2 separate regions of the Homo sapiens genome follow, and region 1 is linked to region 2. A link is a loop called in an ENCODE intact Hi-C map of the cell type or tissue named here. Cell type or tissue: IMR-90. All regions are shown on one strand. Each heading gives the region's core, and the rest is flanking DNA. Links, peaks and the distances in the headings are about the cores only.

Region 1 (13,293 bases), core at 4,424-12,423, 240 kb after region 2:
TTGTTTTTGTTTAAGCCAATTAATTGGAGCTCTTTTATATAAACATTACACACAACACATATATAATTACACAAATAGACAGACATAAGAAGATTACTACAGTAGTTATAAGATTTTTCATTTGCCAGTTTTTAAGTTTCTTAATTGGTTATTGGCTTTAGGGTGGAGCCCTAGGAAGAACAGGGCCAGGAAATGGGTTTCTGGTGCCTCCTGTTTTTCCCAAGGAATCCAGGCTCTTAGAGCTTGAATATCTGCTTTTAATTAAGCTGACTTTTAACCATAGCACCCTTTAATAATATCCTTTTAAAATTTCTTATTACCCAGTTTGGCCAATATTTCTGGTTTTGAACTTTACCAAAGGTAACCTCCCAGGTGCTCAGCGAAAGGAAAACTTAGGATAGTCCATGGTGGAGAAGAGACTAGACAAGGTTATGTAGATATTAAACCAGAAAAGGCTTGCTTTCTAAGCAGGGAATTGAACCTGGACTTCTAGTGTGAAAGGCCAAAACCTTATGTACCAAGCTATACCACAGGGAAAGTTCCACTGTTCTTCCCAGAAGGAGTCTAGAGTAGTTAATTTTGAGCTTGTAGAGGCTTTTAACTACTTAAGATAATTTTTAGAGCTAACTATGACATAAAACCTAAAATTCGTGTTCCCTGGAAGGTGGAGACCAAGAGAAAGTACTGCCACGTGGTTACAAGGTCAAGCTCCCAAGGACATGAAACAAGATGGAGACCCCATCCAGTTTTTCATTTGTTTGTTTCAGGGACCTGCAGGAAAGTTTGTTATTGACCAGCCTGCTGGGCCATCTTGAGCAGCGAGCTTATGGGGTCCTAAGCCCATGTTTTATCTTAAGGCACCCCTTGACACAGAAAAACAAATTCATAGCACAAATATATCAGTTTAAGACTAGCCTCGGAATTCTTTTTTGCATTAATCAAAACTTTACAGAAGAGATAAACAGTGACTTTTTTCTTTTTCTTTCTTTTTTTTTTTTTTTGAGATGGAATTTCACTCTTGTTGCCCAGGCTGGAGTGCAATGGCGTGATCTTGGCTCACTGCAACCTCCGCCTCCTGGGTTCAAGTGATTCTCCTGCCTCAGCCTCCCGAGTAGGTGGGATTACAGGCACCTGCCACCACACCCAGCTAATTTTTTGTATTTTTAGTAAAGATGGGGTTTTGCCATGTTGGCCAGGCTGGTCTTGAACTCCTGACCTCAAGTGATCCGCCCACCTCAACCTCCCAAAGTGCTAGGATTACAGGTGTGAGCCACCGTGCCTGGCTTAAACAGCAATTTTTACCATTTAATCAACTGTCTGCACAGAGAGGGAGAAGCCAGAAATCTGACTGGTAAGAAATTCTTACCCTTTGGCCTGCATGCCAGGTTTCTGTGTTTCCTTTCCCTAAGTGGCCCCGGTAACCCAGCTTGCCACACCATCCCATTGGGGGACAAGCTGCATCATAAAGGAAAATTATCTTTTTTCATTCTGGCCAGAGTAAAACACATGTGATAAACAGACATTAGCCACTCTGCTTAGCACCCAATATCAAACTGACAAGGCTTAAATTTGCCCTCAGCTGGGCCCCATCATCTTTAATCCAACCTCTGACTAGGAGTTTCAACACATGGTCTCTGGGCATGATGGTTGCCCTGAGTAACAGAAAAGATGAAAAACAGAAAGGAGAGAGAGAAAAGGTTTGCCTATGGCAGGGTGGGGAAGGCAAAATGCTCAGGAAGACCAGAGAAAAACCAACCCATTGCAGTGATACTGAGAAGTTCAGGCGGCTGCAGCTGCTGTTGTAAAAGGATTTTTTTTCCAGCAGTCCCATCAGCTTTCAAGTTTTCCCTTTTGGGGGAGGAAAAAGCTCTCCGTGTCCCACGATCCTAATTCTGTCACCCATAGTTGTCAGCAAAGAGTGCAAGGCAGATTATTCCAAAGAAAACAGCAGTTGACATCCCGTAGTGCCAACCCTGTTCTTAGCCAAAAGGGACTTTACCAAGAGCCCTCATTTGTAAATGTACTTCAGTGCATTGTTGTTCATTCGGAACGTTCCACTGTAAGTTACCTTTAGTAAGATTTTGCCATTTCTGTAAGACTTCACTGCCTCCCAGGCCTAAAGTATAAGCCAGAAGGAACTCAGTTTTCCAGAAATTAAGGATTCCATTTTTACCTAAAATATTGGCTTTACTCTCAGGCTCTCTTGATTAACTTATCCAATGATTTTTTTTCCTACCGATGCAGGCAAGAAAAATGAACAAAAGGGTAGAGCACAAAAATCCTTGTGAATTTTCAAAAGCCAAACTCTATAACCCCTGAAATATTACTGCTTACTACCAGTTCCTTTCTGACCCAGTCAGATGTAAGAGGCCTCTAACTGGATCCAAGCCAGTTAATTCCCGGATCAAATCTGTTCCTGGACCCAGTCCAGTTTCTGTCACAACTCCAAACCCAGTTTGGATCAGAAATTTGCCCAAAGAAACTCAGAGAGCTCAAAACACAAATCCGTGGAGCTCCAAAATCCAAGAGGGAACTTACCCACGATGCCCAGCTGCTCTGAGAGATCAATGGACACAAGTGGGTCCTGCAGGTACCTTGCGTGTTTACTCAGCACTCCTGGGGGTCACTAGAAGCTCCACTTTGGATCCTGCTTCTGACATTATCTGATAAAAGAAAAACTTCAGCTGAGTTAAATTTAAAGGAGTTTAATTGAGCAATGAACGATTCACGAATTGGGCATCCCCAGAATCACAGCAGATACACAGAGACTCCAGGGGTGCCTTGTGGTCAGAACAAATTTATAGACAAAAAGTTAAAGTGATGTATGGGAATCAAAAGTGAAGTACAGAAACAGTGAGGTTGGTCACAGCTCTGCGTTTGCCTTGTTTGAACACTCAGCAGTCTATGAGTGGTTGAAGTATGACCACTGGAATGGCCAACACTCAACTATTGTTACGGTGCATACTATTAAGTTAGGTTTTCAATTTTGTCTGGCTATTAAGCTAGGTTACAGTTCATCTACAAGGACTCAAATATAGAAATACAGAGTCCTTCTCAGGCCATATTTAGTCTGCTTTAACAGATGCCTGTATTAATCTGTTCCACACTGCTAATAAAGACATACTCAAGACTGGGTAATTTGTAAAGCAAAGAGGTTTAACGGACTCACAGTCCCACAAGGCTGCCTCACAATCATGAAGGAAAGTGAATGAGGAGCAAGGTCACATCTTACATGGCAGCAGCTAAGAGAGAGCTTGTGCAGGGGAACTCCCATTTATAAAGCCATCAGATTTCATGAGATGTATTCACTACCACAAGAACAGAATGGGGTAAACTGCCCCCATGATTCAATCTCCACGTGGCTCTGTCCTTGACAGGTGGGGATTATTACAATTCAAGGTGAGATTTGGGTGGGGACACAGCCAAACCATATCAGTGCCATACTAGCAGAGTCAAGCCGAGTTGAACTGGGACCACTTCACACACACACCAAAAGTTACTAGCACTTAAAGTGGGTATATCATTTAGAGGGAAGTCTGTCATTGTCCCTGTTCCAGGACCAGAGCTGTGGCTCAGAGATTTTGCCCAAACGTAGAGAAGCACGCTGTATAACAGAATACTTAAAATCTCTCCCCAAAGAAATTGACTTCATTTCCAACAAACCATGGACAATTTCAAGCCTAAAGTCACTCTCAAAAACAGTGAAAGTTTGTGAAAAGCAATTGGGAAAAAATTGATAGATTTGTTAGAGATATAGCCTAAGTTGTAAGCTGGATGATTTGCTATAGAGAAATAGAAAGCAAGACATCTGGGAGGAACCCTCTTAGGGTCAAAACAAATCTCAAAAACTGACCTCAGGAACAATTTTTTAAGAAGAGCCCAAATTTTTGGGTCAGTTTGTAAAACAATCTATATTCCAGGGCATTGTTGAAAGCAACAGAGCCATCAGCCAGCAAGTAAGTAGTGGAGCATAATACCTGGGTATGACCAGAGAAAAAGACAAAAGAGAGCTCTCCCAAATCCACTGTGTTGCCAGCTGACTGTGAGCATATCAAACTGCATCCCCTGAGAAACAACTTTATAGACTTTATGCTTCAGAGGAAGAAATAAATTACACCAAAATAATCTAGTCAATCAACAAACAAGTAAATAAGCAAATAACAACAAGCCCCAGAAGACCAGTACCCAGTATTATTACAATATACTACCTAAAATTTTTCAACAAAAAATTATGAGACATATAAAGAAGCAGGAAAGAATAAGCAATACACTGAAAAAAAATTGTAGACAACAGAAACTGCCTGGAAGACTTACCAGATGTCAGATTTAACAGACATCAGATGTCAGATTGAACAGAAAAAGTTTTCAAAGTAGAGATTATAAATAATTTCAAATAATATTTTCAAATAAAATGGGCCATGATTTAAAAAGTATGATTACAATGTCACATCAAAAGACACCTAAAAGTGAAAAAGCTAAAGCTAAAGACAATAAGAAAATTTTGACTACATCAAGATAAAAATGACTCATCACTTAGACTGAAACTCCAGGAAGATTAACAGCTGATGTCTCAGCAGAATTAATTGAGGCCAGAAGGACAACATATTCAGAATGAACCAAAAAAAGCAATTATTAACCAAGAATTCTATATCCACCAAAATAAGGTAAAATAATGACATGTCCTAATAAAAACAGAGGGAATGTGTTGCTAGCAGACCTACCTTATAAGAAGTACTAAAAGAAATTCATGCTACAAACAAGTGAACCCTGAGAGTAATTGGAATATATATATGAAAAAAGCAAAAAGAACCAGGAAAGGTAATTATCTAATTGTAAAAGTCAAGGCATTTCTTTTCCTTTCTTCTTCTAAAAGATTTTAAAAGTAATTGTATAAAGAAGTATATAATGTGATGTTGAGCCTATAACATAAAAATGTAATATTGGTCAATAATAGAACAAAAGAGGTGGGTGGGGGCAAAGCTGTATTGGATTAAGGAAATGACTTCAGATGGCAACTTGTATGCACAGGAACAAATGAAGAGAACCAGAAATGATAAATTAAAAGGCTAACACAACAAAAGCTATAAATGTGTGTGTGTGTTTGTGTGTGTCTGTATTTGCTCTCCTCAATATCCTTAAAAAACATAAAAGCGTGTAAATTTATCATTACAACAATGCATTGTTGGGTTTGTAATATTCAGATATTAGATGTAATAGATGTAATATGAATAAGAATAGTATCACAAAAATGGGGGGAAGGGAACAAAGGTATATAGAAGTAACATTTCTGTATCTCACTAGAATTAATTTAGTATAAATCTCAAACTGATTATTATAAGTCACAGTGTATATAGAAAAACCCTAGAGTAACCACTAATAACTCAAAAATATAGTGAAAAAATAATTTAAAAAATTAAAATGCTACATTATAAAATATTCACTTCATGCAAAAGAAAGCAGTAAAGCAGAAACAGAGGAACAAGAGAAACATGAGATATATAAAAAACAAAAATGGCAAACATAATTCCAACTATATCAATAATAGCATTAAAGGTGAATGGACTAAATAATCCAGTCAAAAGGCAGAGATTCTCAGACTAGATCAAAAAACAAGAGTCAATACATGCTATCTATGGGAAACACACTTTAGATTCAAAATACAAATAGACTTAAAGTAAAAAGATGAAAGAGAAATATCATGCAAACAGCAACCACAAGAAAGTTGGAATGGTTATACAATTACCTGACAAAATATACCTTAAAACAAAAGATATTACTATAGATAAAAGAAGATGTTTTTTAAAAGGTCAATTAACCAGAAAGATACATCAATCAAAAATATATATGCACCTAACAACAGAGCACCAATACATATGAAGCATAAATTGATTTAAATGAAGAGAGAAATAGACAATTCATCAATAATTGGGTACTTCAATACCCAATTTTCACTCATGGGTAGAACACTAAGCATAAGAACCACAAGGGTGTAGGAGATAAAAACAGACATAAGCACCACCTACTGGCCTGGAAGTTGAATGGTGCAACACAACAGGAAATCTGCTGACTCAAGTGCAGAGTACTGGAGAATGAAATAAGCTTCCTGAGACTTCCATCACCCTGAGCCCACAGGAGGCAGTGAGTGAGGCTGCTCACATGCTTAGCACATCACTACAACAACCAGCATTTGAGAAAGTCACCATACAAAGGCTATTACCAAAGAATTTATACAGACTCTTTGCCACTGAAAATACCCAGAACCAAACCCAAAGGACACTACACCACATCATACAGTACAGACACCTCCTCAAGGGGGCAAAATAATCCTGTCCAAAGGGAAGCAAAATTAAAAAATAAGAAGGAGAGACAGCTTATCCAGATAAGAAACAACCAGGGAAACAACTCTGAAAGTATGGAAAAAACAGAATGTAACAACACCCCCAAAGGGGAATACTAACTCCTCAGAACAAATCCTAACCAAAATGAAGTCTTTGAAATATCAGATAAATAATTCAAAATACTGATTTTAAAGAAGCTCAGTGAGATCCAAGAAAAAGCAGAAAACCCATACAAATAGAAAAGCAATTTAGGACATGAAAGAAGAGATAAATGTCATTTAAAAAAATACACACACACAAAACTTCTAGAAATAAAAGATTCAGTCAAGGAGTTACAAAATACATTGAAAGTGTTAACAATAGGCCAAGTGGAAGAAAGAATTTCAGAGCTGGAAGACAGGTCTTTCAAATTAACTCAGTCAGACATAATATTTAAAAAATTTTTTTTAATGAACAAAGCCTTTGTGAAATATAAAAGTGTACAAACCTGTAAGTTATAGGTATTCCAGAGGGAGAAGAAGAAAAAGCAAAAAGTGTGAAAAACCTATTTGCAGAAATACTTCAAGAAAACTTCCCTGGTTTTAGGAGAGATTTTGACATCCAGATACAAGAAGCTCAGAGAATTTCTGGATAATACATTGCAAGAACTTCACCAAGACTATCCAAAGTCAATGTAAACAAAATAATCCTGAATGGCAAGAGAGAAGTGTCTAATTGCATTTATATATATATAATCATATCGGACTAGTAGCTGTCTTCTCAGCAGAAAACTTACAATCCAGAAGAGATTGGGGGTCTATTTTTAGCATCTTTAAAGAAAAAAAAATGCCACCCAATAATTTTATATCCTGTCAGATTAAGCTTCATAAATCAAGGAGAAATAGGGAATTCATCAACACTAGACTGGTCCTCCAAGAAATGCTCGAAGGAGTTTTGTTTTTGTTGTTGTTGTTTTAGTAGAGATGGTGTCTCACTATGTTGACCAGGCTGGTCTAAAACTCTTGGCCTCAAGCAATCCTCCCACTTAGCTTCCCAAAGTGCTGGAATGACAGGCATGAGCCACTGCCCAACCTCAAAGGAGTTCTAAACATGGAAATTAAACAACAACATTCACCATCATAAAAGATCACATAAGTAAAAAGCTCACAGACCTTATAAAGCAATTACACAATTGAAATCCCAAGGCAATCAGCTAACAACAACATGATAGAAACAAAACCTCACATATCAATATTAACCTTGAATGTATGTGGCCTAAATGCTCCACTTAAAAGATACAGAGTGGCAAACTGTATAAAAAAGGAAAACCCAAACATGTACTGCCTACAAGAGACATACATACTGGCTAAAGACAGCTATAGAATCAAAGTAAATGGGTTGAAAAAGATATATCACGCAAATGGAAAACAAAAGCAAGAGAGAGTAGTCATCCTCAATCAAATAAAACAGACTTTAAACCAACAACAGTTAAAAAAAAAAGGGGGCAAAAAAGGTCATTATAAAATGATAAAGAAGTCAATACAACAGGAAGATTTAACTATCCTAAATATATCTGCACCCAACACTGGAGCACCCAGATTCATAAAATAAATACTACTAGACCTAAGAAAACATATTGATAGCAATATAATAAGAGTGGGGGACTTCAGCACCCCACTGACATCACTAGACAGATCATCAAGGCAGAAAATCAACAAAGAAACTCTGGACTTCAACTGGGATGTAGACCAAATGAATCTAATAGAGATTCACAGAACATTTTATCTAACAGAATATACATTCTTCTCACCTCCACATGGAATATATTCCAAAATTGACTATATATTTGCCCATAAAGCAAGTATCAATAAACTCAGAAAATCAAAATAATAACAAGTATCTTCTCAGATCACAGTAGAATAAAATTATAAATCAATACCAAGAGGAACTCTCAAAACTACACAAGTACATGAAAGCAAAACTACTTGCTCCCAAATGACCTTTGGGTAAATAATAAATTAAGGCAGAAATTGAAAGACTTCTTGAAACAAATAAAAATAGAGACACAACATACTAAAATCTCTAGTATACAGCAAAAGCAGTGCTAAGAGGAAATTCTGTAGCATTAAATGCCCTTATAAAAAAAGATAGAAAAATCTCAAATTAACAACCTAACATTGAACCTCAAGGAACTAGAAAAATAATAATAATCCAAACCCAAAACTAGTAGCAGAAAAGAAATAACAAAGATCAAAGCAGAACTAAATGAGATTGAGATTATTTTTAAAGACATAATGAATCAATGCGACAAAAAGTTAGTTTTTTAAAAGGATAAACAAAATTGATAGATTGCTAGCTAGATTAACCAAGAAAGAGAGATTCAAATAATTATAATCAGAAATGAGAAAAGGGACATTAAAAATGATGCCACAGAAATACAAAAGATCCTCAGAGACTACTATAAACACCTCTATGCACACAAACTAGAAAACCTAGAGGAAATTGATAAATTCCTGGAAACCTACAACCCTCCAAGATTGAACCAGGAATAAATAGAGATCCTGAACAGACCAATAATAAGTAATGAAATTGAGTGAGTAATAAAAAAATCTTTCAACAAATAAAAGCCCAGGACCGGAGAGATTCATAGCCAAATTTCACCAGATACACAGAGAAGAGCTGCTACCAATCTTACTGAAAATATTCCAAAAACTCAAGGAGGAGGGATTCCTCTGTGACTCATTCAATGAAACCAGTATCATCATGACACCAAAATCAGGCCAGTACACGCACACAGAAAAGCAAACTACAGACTAATATCTCTGATGAGTATAGAGGCAAAAATTCTCAAGAAAAAACCAGCAAACTGAATCCAACAGCACATCAGAAAAATAATTAATTATGATCAAGTGGGTTTTATTTCTGGGATGCAAGTACGGTTTAACATCTGCAAATTGAAAAGGGTGATTCATCACACATACAAAACTAAAAAGAAAAACCATATGATTATCTCAATACATGAAAAAAGGCATTCAATAAAATCCAAAGTCCCTTCATAATAAAAACCCTCAACAAACTAGGCATCAAAAGACCATACCTGGCTGCTCTGCCTATGGAGTAGCCACTATTTTATTCCTCTAAAAAAAATAAAAATAAAAATAAAAAAGTACCTAAAAATATAAGACCCACCTACAACAAACCCACAGTCAACATTATACTAAATGGAAAAAAGTTGATTGCATTACCTTTAAGAACTGGAACAAGACAAGCATATCCAATCTCAGCATTCCTATTGCACATAGTACTAGGAGCACTACTCAGAGCAATCAGGTAAAAGAAAAAAAGCATCCAAATTGGAAAAGAGGAAGTCAAATTATCTCTGCCCACTGATCACATGACCATATACCTAGAAAACCCTAAAGACTCCTCCAAAAACCCCTAGACTTGATAAACAAATTTCAATATACAAAATAAACATACATAAATCGACAGCATTTCTATACACCAATAACATTTAAGCTGAGCGCCAAATCAAGAACTCAATCTCATTGGCAATAGCCACACACACACACACAAAATACCTAGCAATTAATTTAATCAAGAAGGTGAAAGATCTCTACAAGGAAAACTACAAAATACTGTTGAAATAAATCATAGATAACACAAATGGGGAAACATCCCACACTCATGGATTGGAAGAATCAGTATTGTTAAAATTACCATACTGCTTAAATTAATCTACACATTCAACTCCTATCAAATTACCAATGTCATATTCCACAGAATTAGAAAAAAATTCTAAAGTTCACATGGAATCAAAAAAGAGCCTGAATAGCCAAAGAAATCCTAAGCAAAATGAACAAATCTGGAGGCATCACATTGCCTGACTTCAAATTATAATACAAGGCTACATTGACTAAAACAGCATGATACTAGTACAAAAATGGCACAAATATCAATGGAACGGAATAGAAAACCTGGATATAAAGCCACAAACTAACAATCAACTGATTTTTGACAAAGTCAACAAAGATAAACAATGGTGAAAGGACACCCTATTCAATAAATAGTGCTGGGAAAATTGGCTAGCCATATGCAGAAGAATGAAACTGGACCTCTATCTCTCACCATATACAACAATTAACCCAAGATGGATTAAAGATTTAAATGTAAGACCTGAAACTATAAAAATCCTAGAAGAAAACATAGAAAAAACTATTCTGGACATTGGCATAGGCAAATAATTTTATGATGAAGATCCCAAAGGCAAATGTAACAGGAATGAAAATAGACAAATTGGACTTAATTAAACTAAAAAGCAAAAGAAATAATCAACAGAGTAAACAGACCACCCACCAAATGAGAGAAAATATTTGCAAATTATGCCTCTGACAAAGGACTAATATCCAGAATCTATAAGGAATATAAATAACTCAACAAGAAAATAACAACCCCATTAAAACTTGGGAGAAGAATATGAATAGACATTTCTCAAAAGAAAAAATACAAGCAGCCAACAAACACATGAAAAAGTGCTTAACATCAGCAATCATCAGAGAATTGCAAATTAAAATCAGAATATCATCTTATACCAGTCAGAATGGCTACTATTAAAAGGTGAAAAAACAATAAATGGCATGGATGTGGAGAAAAGGGAACATTTGTACATTATTGGTGAGAATTTGAACTAGTTCAACCTCCATGGAAAACAGTATGGAGATTTCTCAAATAACTAAAAATAGAACTACCACTGGACCCAGCAATCCCACTACTGGCTATCCACCCAAAGAAAAGGAAACAATCATATCAAAAAGGCATCCGTATTTGTATGTTCATTGCAGCATTATTCACAATAGCCAAGTCATGGAAGCAACCTAAGTGTCCATCAACAGTTGACCAGATAAAGAAAATGTGGCATACATACACGATGGGATACTACGTAGCCATAAAGAATGAAATTATGTCCTTTGCAGCAACATGGATGGAGCTGGAGGCCATTATACTAAGTGAACTAACTCAGAAACAGAAAATCAAATACCACATGTTCTCACTTACAATAGGGAGCTAAACAATGGATACACATGGACCTAAAGATGGAAATAATAGACACTAGAGACTCCAAATGAGAGGAGGTTGTGGAGGGGAGCAAGGGATAAAAAACTATCTATCAGGTACAGTGTTCACCATTTGGGTAATGGGTAAACTAGAAGCCCAGTCCCCACCAGTACACAATATACCGATGTAACAAACAAGCACATATACACCCTGTGGATAAAATAAAATAAATAAAAAGAACTGGGAGTCCAGAATAAAACCATGTGTCTTTAGTCAACTTATTTTTTACAAAGGTGTCAAGACAATTCAATAGTGAAAGAATAGCTCTTTCAACAAATCATTGCTAAAACAACTACATAGCCACATGCCAAAAAAAAAAAAAAAAATGGGCCCTTACCTCACACCATAGGTAATAATTAATCCAAGATGGATTAAGAATATACACGTAACAGCTAAAACTATAAAACTCTCAGAAGAAAATATAAAGGAAATATCTTCATGCCTTGGATTTTGAAATGGATATGACACCAAAAGCATGAGCAAGAAATGAAAAATTAGATAAGTTGGCTTTAATTAAAATTAAAAACTTTTGTGCATCAAAGGAACTATCAACAAGGTAAAAGAAAACCCACAGAATTAGAGGAAATATTTGCAAATCATATGTCTGCTAAGGGCATAGTATGCAGAATATATAAGAACTCTTACAACTCAACAATTCAACAATAAGAAGACAATTTTAAAATGAGCAATCTCAGAAAACATTTATCCACAGAAAATATACAAATGGCCAATAAACACAAGAAAAAAATGCTTGACATCATTAGTCATGAGTTTCCTGGGGCTGCCATAACAAAATACCATAGAGCAGGTGGCAGAAAAAAATTTTTTCACAGTTCTGGAATCTAGAAGAACAAGATCAAGGTGTCAGCAGGTTTTCTTTCTTCTGAGGCCCTTCTCTTTGGCTTGCATATGTTTGTCTTCTTGCTCTGTCTTCACATGGTCTTTCTTTTGTGCACATAGATCCCTGGTGTCTCTCTATTTGTCCTAATCTTCTCTTCTTATAAGGATATCAGTCAGATTGGGCTAGGGCTCACCCTAACAGCCTCATTTTAACTTAATTACCTATTTAAAAGGCCCTATCTCCAAACACAGTCACATTCTGAAATACAGGAGATAAGGGATTCAACATATGAACCCAGGAAGTTTGGGGAAGATAATTCAGGTCATAACCATTATAATGGGAATGCATATCAAAACCTTAATGAGATATCACTTTATACCCAGTAGGATGCCTAGAATCAAAAAGTCATATAATAACAATGTTGGAGAAGATATGGAGGAATCGGAATGCTCATATACTGCTGGTAGGGATGCAAAATGATGTAGCCTTTGGAAAACAATCTGAAAGTTCTTCAAACAGTTAAACTTAGGGTTACCATATGACCCAGTAGTTCTACTTATCGATATATACCCAAGAGGAATGAAATCATATGTCTACATAAAAACTTTTCCATCAGCTAATTAATGGATACATAAAAATGTGTTGTGTCTATATAGTGGGATAATATTCATCTATAAAAGGAAATAATCTCAGCACTTCGGAAGGCCAAGGAGTTGCAGATCATCCTGGGCAACATGGGGAAACCCCATTTCTACAAAAACAATTAGCTGGATGGAGTGGTGCACGCCTATAGTCCCAGTTACTCAGGAGGCTGAGGTAGGAGGATGGCTTGAGCCCAGGAGGTGGAGGCTGCAGTGAGCTGAAATCGTGCCACTGCACTCTAGCCTGGGAAACAGAGCCAGACTCTGTCTCAAAACCAAAAACAGGAATAAAGTACTGATAAATGCTACAATGTGGATGAACTTTGAAAACATTACACTAAGTGAAATAAGCTGATCACAAGGGCCTCGTGTTATATAT
Region 2 (8,000 bases), core at 1-8,000:
GGAAAACCCTACTGAGGAGCGAGGTGACACAATTAGAGACACATAATAGGCCAGTAACACAGTTACTTAGTGCCTTTATTCTCCGCTAAAGAAGTTTTAATTTGCTACTAAGAATTTTTATGTGCTAACATATGCTGCCTAGGGGAAGGAACACGTTGTTCAGATCTCAAGGTCATTGGAGCTGGGTTTCGAGGCTTCTCCAAATAGGGCATATCTGAGTCCACTTCTGGCAGGAGGTATGATGGAGGCAAGACCTGCCTCAGAGAACAATCCTGCTGCATTCATTCATGTATAGACATTGTTCAGCCCCTGTGAATGCATGGTGGTGTTTAGGAATTCTCTTTCTATTGGAAGATCAAAAAGAATAACAAAAACCTTACAAACTACAACCCATATTAAAGTTCAGCCCCAGGGGGTAATATCAGATGGGAAATATGAATTTAGTGAAAAAGCATCTGAACATTTGGAGTAAATTTGAAAACAGAACCATCTGGTATATAATCGGATCCATCCAGTAGACTCCACACTTTGTACCACCAGCTGCTGTCAAACATGAGATTATGAAACCTTGAAATAAATGCTCCCCTAAGCCTGATTTCTTGTTTCAGGGTTAACTTGAGGCAGAGCTGCAGACTGCCGAGATGAAACGCTGGGATCTTCTTATAGAAGCTTTTCTTCTAGGCATACTTCTTCCTTTCAATTCAGTTATGCATGGTGGATATAGAGGGGACTCCAAACCCAAGAGATGAGATTGGAAGAGGGGCCTATGAAGACAAGTCTTTTTTTTTTTTTTTTTTTTTTTGAGACGGAGTCTTGCTCTGTCACCCAGGCTGGAGTGCAGTGGCGTGATCTCAGCTCACTGCAAGCTCTGCCTCCCAGGTTCACGCCATTCTCCTGCCTCAGCCTCCCAAGTAGCTGGTACTACAGGTGCCCGCCACCACGCCCGGCTAATTTTTTGTATTTTTGGTAGAGACGGGGTTTCACTGTGTTAGCCAGGATGGTCTCGATCTCCTGACCTTGTGATCCGCCCACCTCGGCCTCCCAAAGTGCTGGGATTACAGGCATAAGCCACCTTCTTTAGTGTAAATCCTGGCTTCTCTCCCATCTCCATAAGTGGCTCTTCACCCTCCTTCCATTCATGATTCCTCCATGGCCCAGCATAGCTGGATAACCTCAGAAAAGGCATGGTAAGAGAAGTAACAGCCTGTATTTAAATGGATGTAAGAATCAATGTTCTAGGGCTTTCTTTAAACTTCTGGTTTTAATAGGAAGAGGAATTATTAGAGCATTAAGTAGTCTCGATGAAAAGACAAGTGGGAAAGAAACAAGAACATTCTTCCTACTTCTACTCCTTAACTTTTCTTATTTCTTTTGTCCATCTCTAGCTCGTAATGTTTTAAAAACTGTTGGTCTGAGCAGATCTTGCTTCCTTTCATGACAGAACTATCGTGAGTGTGGACAAATACAAGGTCCCCGTTGATTTCAGTCTCATAAGAGAGCACTAACCTATGAGAATCTGGAGTGCACAGTTGATCCAAGAGTTTCCTTTTATGTCGTCAAAATCCAGGAGCCATTCTCAGCCCCTCACTCATTACCTACATCTAATCCATCAGCAAGTCCTTTTGGCTCTATCCCCAGACATATTTCAAACTTCTCTCCACCCTTATCCCCTTTGTCCCAGCTGACCATCTCATAAGTGGTCCTGCCCTGCTCACTGTTGCCCCATCTCTGTCCTGTCTTCACCCAGTAGCAGAAGGGAGTTTTGAGAACCTTCACTCAAATGACGTTGTCCTGCTTCAAACCCTCCAATGGCTTTCCTATTGCACCTAGAATAAATCAAACTCTACCACATCCTAAATGATCTGGCCCCTGCCACCTTCAGACTCATTTATTATCACTGCTCCTCTCACTTACAGCACTACAGAGACACTGGCCTTCTTGTTTCTTGAATAGGGCACATTTGTTCCTAGCTAAGGGTCTTGGCACGAGTCATCTCTATGCCCAGAATGTTTTCTTCCTGAGCATAGCTTTTCTTCGTAGCTTCCAGCTTCTTGCTCTGACCACCCATGTAAAGTAGCTGCTGCTCTTTTCTCATCATCCTATTTCCTTCATAGTACTTAACACAATCTGAAATTAGATACCTTATGTATTTGATTATTTGTTCATTTCTTGCCTCGCTTCTCTCACTAAAATGCAACCTCATTAATTGGGGGTGTTTCTGAATTACTCATTTCTGTGTCCCCACCAATGGTTAAAAAATACTTGTGAAATGAATGGATTCCTGGCTGGGGATGCCACAAAGAGATTTAATAGATTAAGGACACTTTATGTATTTACTACATTAAAGACATTTAATACATCCTATCTCTTTTCAAGGCTTAAAAGTTCAATGATGTTTTAAGAAATTAGAAGAAATAAGACCTGATGTTTCATAAGTCAGTAGGGTGACTATAGTTTATGATAATCTATTGTATATTTCAAAATAGCTGGAAGAGAATAATTTTAATGTTTGTAGCATAAAGAAAAGATAAATATTTAAGGTGATGGATCGCCCAATTACACTGATTTGATCTTTACAAATTATATGAACATATTAAATTATCATATGTACCCTGAAAATATGTATATCTATTATATATCAATAAAAAATAACTTTTTTTTGAAAGTTCACTGATTTCAGAGCATTATTTGAAAATATGGGTCAATATATCGCTTTTGTTTGATAACTATAGACATGTTTATCAATGAAAATGATTTGCCTAGATGTCATACACTCCCAGTACAGCTCATTTTTCCACTGGCATGTAGTTATCAGCACAGTAACCACTCCCGTGCTTGCTTGTGAAGTATCCAATCATTTACAAAGTGCATCCACCCAGTGACATCCTGAACTCCTTTCACAGCAGCCCCCTGTGGTCATCAGGAGAAGAATGACTTTTATTTCACCAGTGGGGAAACTGAGGCTCCGTGTCATTAGCTGACTTCCCACAAGGGTTCAGAAACAGGAAGTGCACTTGAGCTCAAGCCTCTGGCTTCCCACTCTGCCGGGCTGCCTCTCATTATCTCATTTGTTGCTCACAGTATCCCTGGGAGGTCAGAAGGGCAGGATCGTAATCCCTGTGACATTCCAGCGAAGTCTTCACATTACTCATATGCATGCCAACCCTGGCTAGGAAACCCCCATGTGCACAGATCAAACTGAAAAACAGGATGACACGGGTTCTCTTAATGCCACACAAGTGGCAGGGCAGGCTCTATCAAGTTGCTGCTCTGTACGCAGCACAAAAGATGAAATGATGCTGTCTCTAGCCCCACCTACCCCAGCACCCAAATCACAGCCTTCAGGGTCTCTCGGATTCCTCTCTCTCCTTTACCATCACCCACCTACCTCTATATTGAGTCAACAAATACTGTCAGTTCTCCCTGCCGCTTATCATCATCTCCTCTCTTGGGCCACTCTTCATAACTTAGCTGTGAATCAGACTGTCTGAGATCAAATCCCTGCTCTACCACTTCCTAAGTGGAGTGTGACCTTGGCAAATTATTTTACTTCTCTACAGCACAATTTTCTAATCTGTAAATAAGTAGTAAATAGAACTGACCTTGTAGGAGTGTTGTGAGGACTGAATTATCAATGTATATAATACATTCAGAACAGAGGATGCACCATGGAGCTGTGAGCTATAATTATTATCATTAGTGTTTCTAGGTTCTTGTTAACTTTCCTCTGAATTATTGTTTTAGCCTCCTAACTAGACCCCCTAACTTCTATCCTGACTTCCCCCTCCAATCCATTCTCCATCCCCAGCCAGAGCTGTGTTTCTAATATGCAAACCTGACTGTGGCATATTCCCTGCTTAAAAGCCTTTATTGATTCCCATCTCACAAAAGGTACAGATTTGATCCGTTAGCAGGTCACACAGGCTGTGCCATCCTCACACATGTCCCCTCCCCACCACATTCTACCCTCTAGCCATATTGACCTACAACTCTCCCTCCATAAACATGATAAATCCTTGCACACATCCCTAACTTGCTATATTCTGCCCCTGCTGCTGCTGCTGCTGAAAATTGAGTTCCCTCTGCTTTTACTTGGAAAACCTCTACCCAAATTTTAAGCCTCAATTTAGATGTCACTATCTCTGTGGAGTCCTCAGTCACTTGCTGGCAGAAAGTAGTCTCCACCCCCAGACAAAGCTCCATAGACACCTGGCATTGCCTTCATTAATAGAATTGTTGAACCTTCTTCTCCACCTTAGTACTTAGTACCACACAAGGCACATAGTAGTTGCTCAAGGACTCAGTGCTAGACTATTTTTATGTTTTTTCTTGCCTCTACCATGTGTCATGCCCTAAAGACCAACTGAGAAATCACAATCAACATTAACATTGGGATTTTCCAAACGCTGGACATACCTGTTGACTTTGGTGCACCAGCTCTGATTGCAGGGAGCAGAGGTGTTTAGAAAGCTGCAGAAGAGATGACTCCCGGAATCTGCACCTGACCTCTTAATTCATCCCCCAGCATGGTGCCTTTGCAGCGAATGTCCTCACAGTCCACAGGAGCCAGAAACCCAGGCAGCATTTTTTATTCTTGCTTCATCTGAACCATAAGCAAGTCCTGTCCTTTTTGCCTCCCAAATATATCCAAATGCATCTGATTCTCTTCTTCTCTGCAAGCCACTATTCTAGTCCAGGCCACCACCTCTCACCTAGACAAATGCCACCCTTAGACAGTCTTCTCCTTCAATGATCACCCCTCTATGGGCCACTTGTAACAGACTTTCTTAACATATAAAGTGGGCCATGTCACCCCTTGGCTTAGAATCCTCAGTGGCTTTTCACTGAAGTTTGAATGAAATTCAGTCGTTTCCTGAACACTGTGACCTGGCCCACAAGGCCCACAAGGTCGTGATCTGGCCCCTCTATCCTTCTCCCACCTCACTTTATACCTCCTCAGGTTTACTCATTTGGTTACAGCCTTACTGGCATTCCGCCAGGTTGTAAAACACATCAAACCCTTTTATACCCCAGACCCTAGGCACCTGCTGTTCCTACCATGTTAAACCCTCTTCTTTTTGTTTTTCATCCTCTTGTCTCAAATCAGAGCAGCCTTCTGTGTCTACTTTAACTGAGATAGATCACCCACATCAGTGATTTTCTGTCTTGCCTCCCAAGTTATTTCCTTAACAGGACCACATTTTTTTTTTTTTTGAGACAGGGTCTCCATGGACTCTGTTGTCCAGGCTGTGGTCTGTTCAACCACAGCTCACTGCAGTTTCGACCTCCCAAACTCCCAAACTCAAGCGATCCTCCCACCTCAGCCTCCTGAGTAGCTGGAACTACAGGAGCACGCCACTATGCCCAGCTTTAAAAAAAAAATTTAAGATGGAGTCTCACTATGTTGCCCAGGCTGGTCTTGAACTCTTGGGCTCAGGCGATCCTTCCACCTCAGCTTTCTAAAGTGCTGGAATTATAGGTGTGAGCCACTGCACCCAGACTACCTTTTCTAATTATTGTATATATTTGTTTCTTTGCTTATTTTTCTTGCTCTTTTCTCCCTCTACATAATGAAAATTTCATGCAGCCAGTGATCATGTCTGTCTTATCACAGCAGTAGAACTTAAAAGCAATGCCCAGAACATAATAGATGTTCAATATATATTTGTCAAATAACTGTTGAATCTGTGTGATTTTGGACTAAGAAATGTTCTTTACTTAGTTCTGGGGAGACGGATTCAAATGCCAACATGAGAATTGCTATAAACATTTGAGGAGTCTAAGTGTGTAGACCTGACCTATAGGAAGGACCACTTATGCCTACAGCTAACACTTTCTAACTCTATGAATTTTATTTCTTTTGTAATTTTGACACAGCTTCTATTTTTAGAAAAACAAATAACAGAGAATAGGTTTCAAAAGTGCATTCGACCCAGCAATTCTATTACTGGGTATATACACAAAGGAAAATAAATCATTCTACCAAAAAGACACATGCACTTGTATGTTAATCACAGCACTATTCACAAAAGCAAAAACATGGGATCAATGTAGGTGCTCATCAATGGTGGATTGGATAAAGAAAATGTGGTACATATACACCATGGAATACTATGCAACCATTAAAAAGCACAAAATCATATCCATTGCAGCAACATGGATTGCAGCTGGAGTGAATTATCCTAAGTGAATTAACAGAAGAACAGAAAACCAAATACCAGGCATTCTCACTTATAAATGGGAGCTAAACATTGAGTATACATGGACGTAAAGATGAGAACAATGGACGCTGAGGTTACTAGAGGGGGAGAAGAGCATGGATTCAAAAGCTACCTGTTGGGTACTATGCTTACTATCTGGGTGATGGGATCCTCTGTACCCCAAACCTCAGCCTCACACAATATACCCATGTAACCAACCTGCACATGTCCTCTCCGAATCCAAAAGTTGAAAAAAAGTAGCTTTGAAAAATGTATTACTGCGTGATGTTATACACATACATATCTCTGTGTGTGTGTGTGTGTGTGTGTGTGTGTGTGCATGAAAAGTAAAGATTTCCAGAGGAAACAAAGAGAGAAGAGGTGGTTATAGACATATAAATGGACTTGAATAATTGATATGTTACCCATGAGTTTTGTGAAAGAAAAAGGGAACTTTGTTCTATTTCTCTAGGTTTTAAAGAGAAGGGAAATAAAGCCTCATAAAATTTATTGCATTGCTCAAAGATGATGCTGTGGCTCTGTGTGTGTGTGTGTGTGTGTGTGTGTGTGTGTGTGTGTGTGTGTGTGATGGAAGAGTCAGGAAATGGCAGATTGATGACCCAAGCAAAACCCAATCACACAGTGGAGAAGCTCTGTGGACTGACTCATACACTTTGCAGATTTCCTATAAATTTGTAACTACAGAAAAGAGCCAAATAGATTGGATTGCTTTCTTTGTTCTTTCCTTCCTTCCTTCCTTACACCCACAAATCTTGGTAGAGTTTCTGTTGTATAACAGGTAATAGGCACTATTAAACCAAAAGTGATAAAGACATAGTCTCCTGCATTCAGGAAACCCACATGCCTGTAGAAAAGACCGACGTGTAAACAAGGACTAAGCCAGAAACATCCCAGCTACGAAAGCAGGTATGAATTACAGTAGCAGCCATATGAATTTTACTTAGGTGTGGCTAGCACACAGGGTTATGGTAAGGAAAGCTTCTTAGTGATGGTAAGAACGGCACTGGGCTTTGAAGGTTACATGGAAGTTTGGTGCTTGGTGCATCGTCAGTTAAGTACTGATATGCCAGGCAAAGGCAAGAGCCTGGGAAAAGATCCTACACTGTCATCCTGGGTCCTTCAGCTCTATTACATTTGTTCACCTTGTCATAAAGGGCAGCCCTGCCTAGGCCTAGTGCTGGGAGGGAGCCAAATGCCCTTGGAGAATTGAAATCTGCTAAGGAAACACAAAACAGAAATGGCTTTACACTGGAGAGAAAGTAATCAAGGAAAATAAATAAATAAAAGGGATCAGAGTAGCAGAGACTTTTTAAAGGGGCCCCCAAGCCCTTTGTTTTCCAGATGAGAAAGGGATTACCTAAAAGCAGGCATTAGAACCAGTTCAAGGCGCCCTCCCTTCATCACGCTGCCCTCACCTCCCGCATCCTACCTGTGGGTGCTGCAGAATCAACCCACATCTCAGGAGGAGGAAAGTGCACTGGCGGCACCACCAGGGAGTTCAAGTTCAGACTCGGCCACTTCCTTGCTGGTGACTTTGACTTCTCTGAATCCCAGTTTCCTCACTGGGGAAGCGAAAGTGAGGATATTACCTACTTTGCAAGACAGTGTGAACAGAACAGAGAGCACGCAAAGCTGCGCTTAACAAGTCTCATCACACAGCCCGCTTTTGTAGTGGCGAGGCAGCACCTGGAGGGAAGGCCTGCGCCTCCACAGGTGGCTGATGACGGGGCTCTCCAGCCTCAAACGCTGGAAGGCTTAGTGCCTGGAGTGCCCTCCAAG

What was found. Hi-C counts contacts between places; a loop is a spot of excess contacts. Peaks named below come from ENCODE experiments on the same cell type or tissue, not always from the same donor. Only the 100,000 strongest peaks of a DNase experiment are listed, where the experiment ranks them.
Region 1: a loop joins it to region 2, with 2.5 times the contacts of the local background. A loop is called at or near these places in 2 of 110 quality-filtered maps.

Annotation. Positions count from the first base shown.
Region 1 is chr12:102,294,002-102,307,294 of GRCh38, reverse strand. It overlaps LINC02456 (long intergenic non-protein coding RNA 2456), which reads right to left. Exons shown (of 13, transcript XR_007063427.1): 4 at 2,539-2,663. Among named protein-coding and RNA genes, the nearest start is that of LINC02456, 21 kb to the right of the region's middle. In IMR-90, for the core only: a CTCF peak has its summit at 6,013 (motif pointing left); DNase peaks (open chromatin) are centred at 6,044 and 9,054.
Region 2 is chr12:102,535,187-102,543,186 of GRCh38, reverse strand. The region is part of intron 11 of LINC02456 (long intergenic non-protein coding RNA 2456); the gene reads right to left. Among named protein-coding and RNA genes, the nearest start is that of IGF1, 59 kb to the right of the region's middle. RefSeq lists an enhancer at 2,532-3,731. In IMR-90, for the core only: no CTCF peak of the experiment used is centred there; DNase peaks (open chromatin) are centred at 3,126, 3,436 and 6,816; H3K27ac peaks cover 502 bases.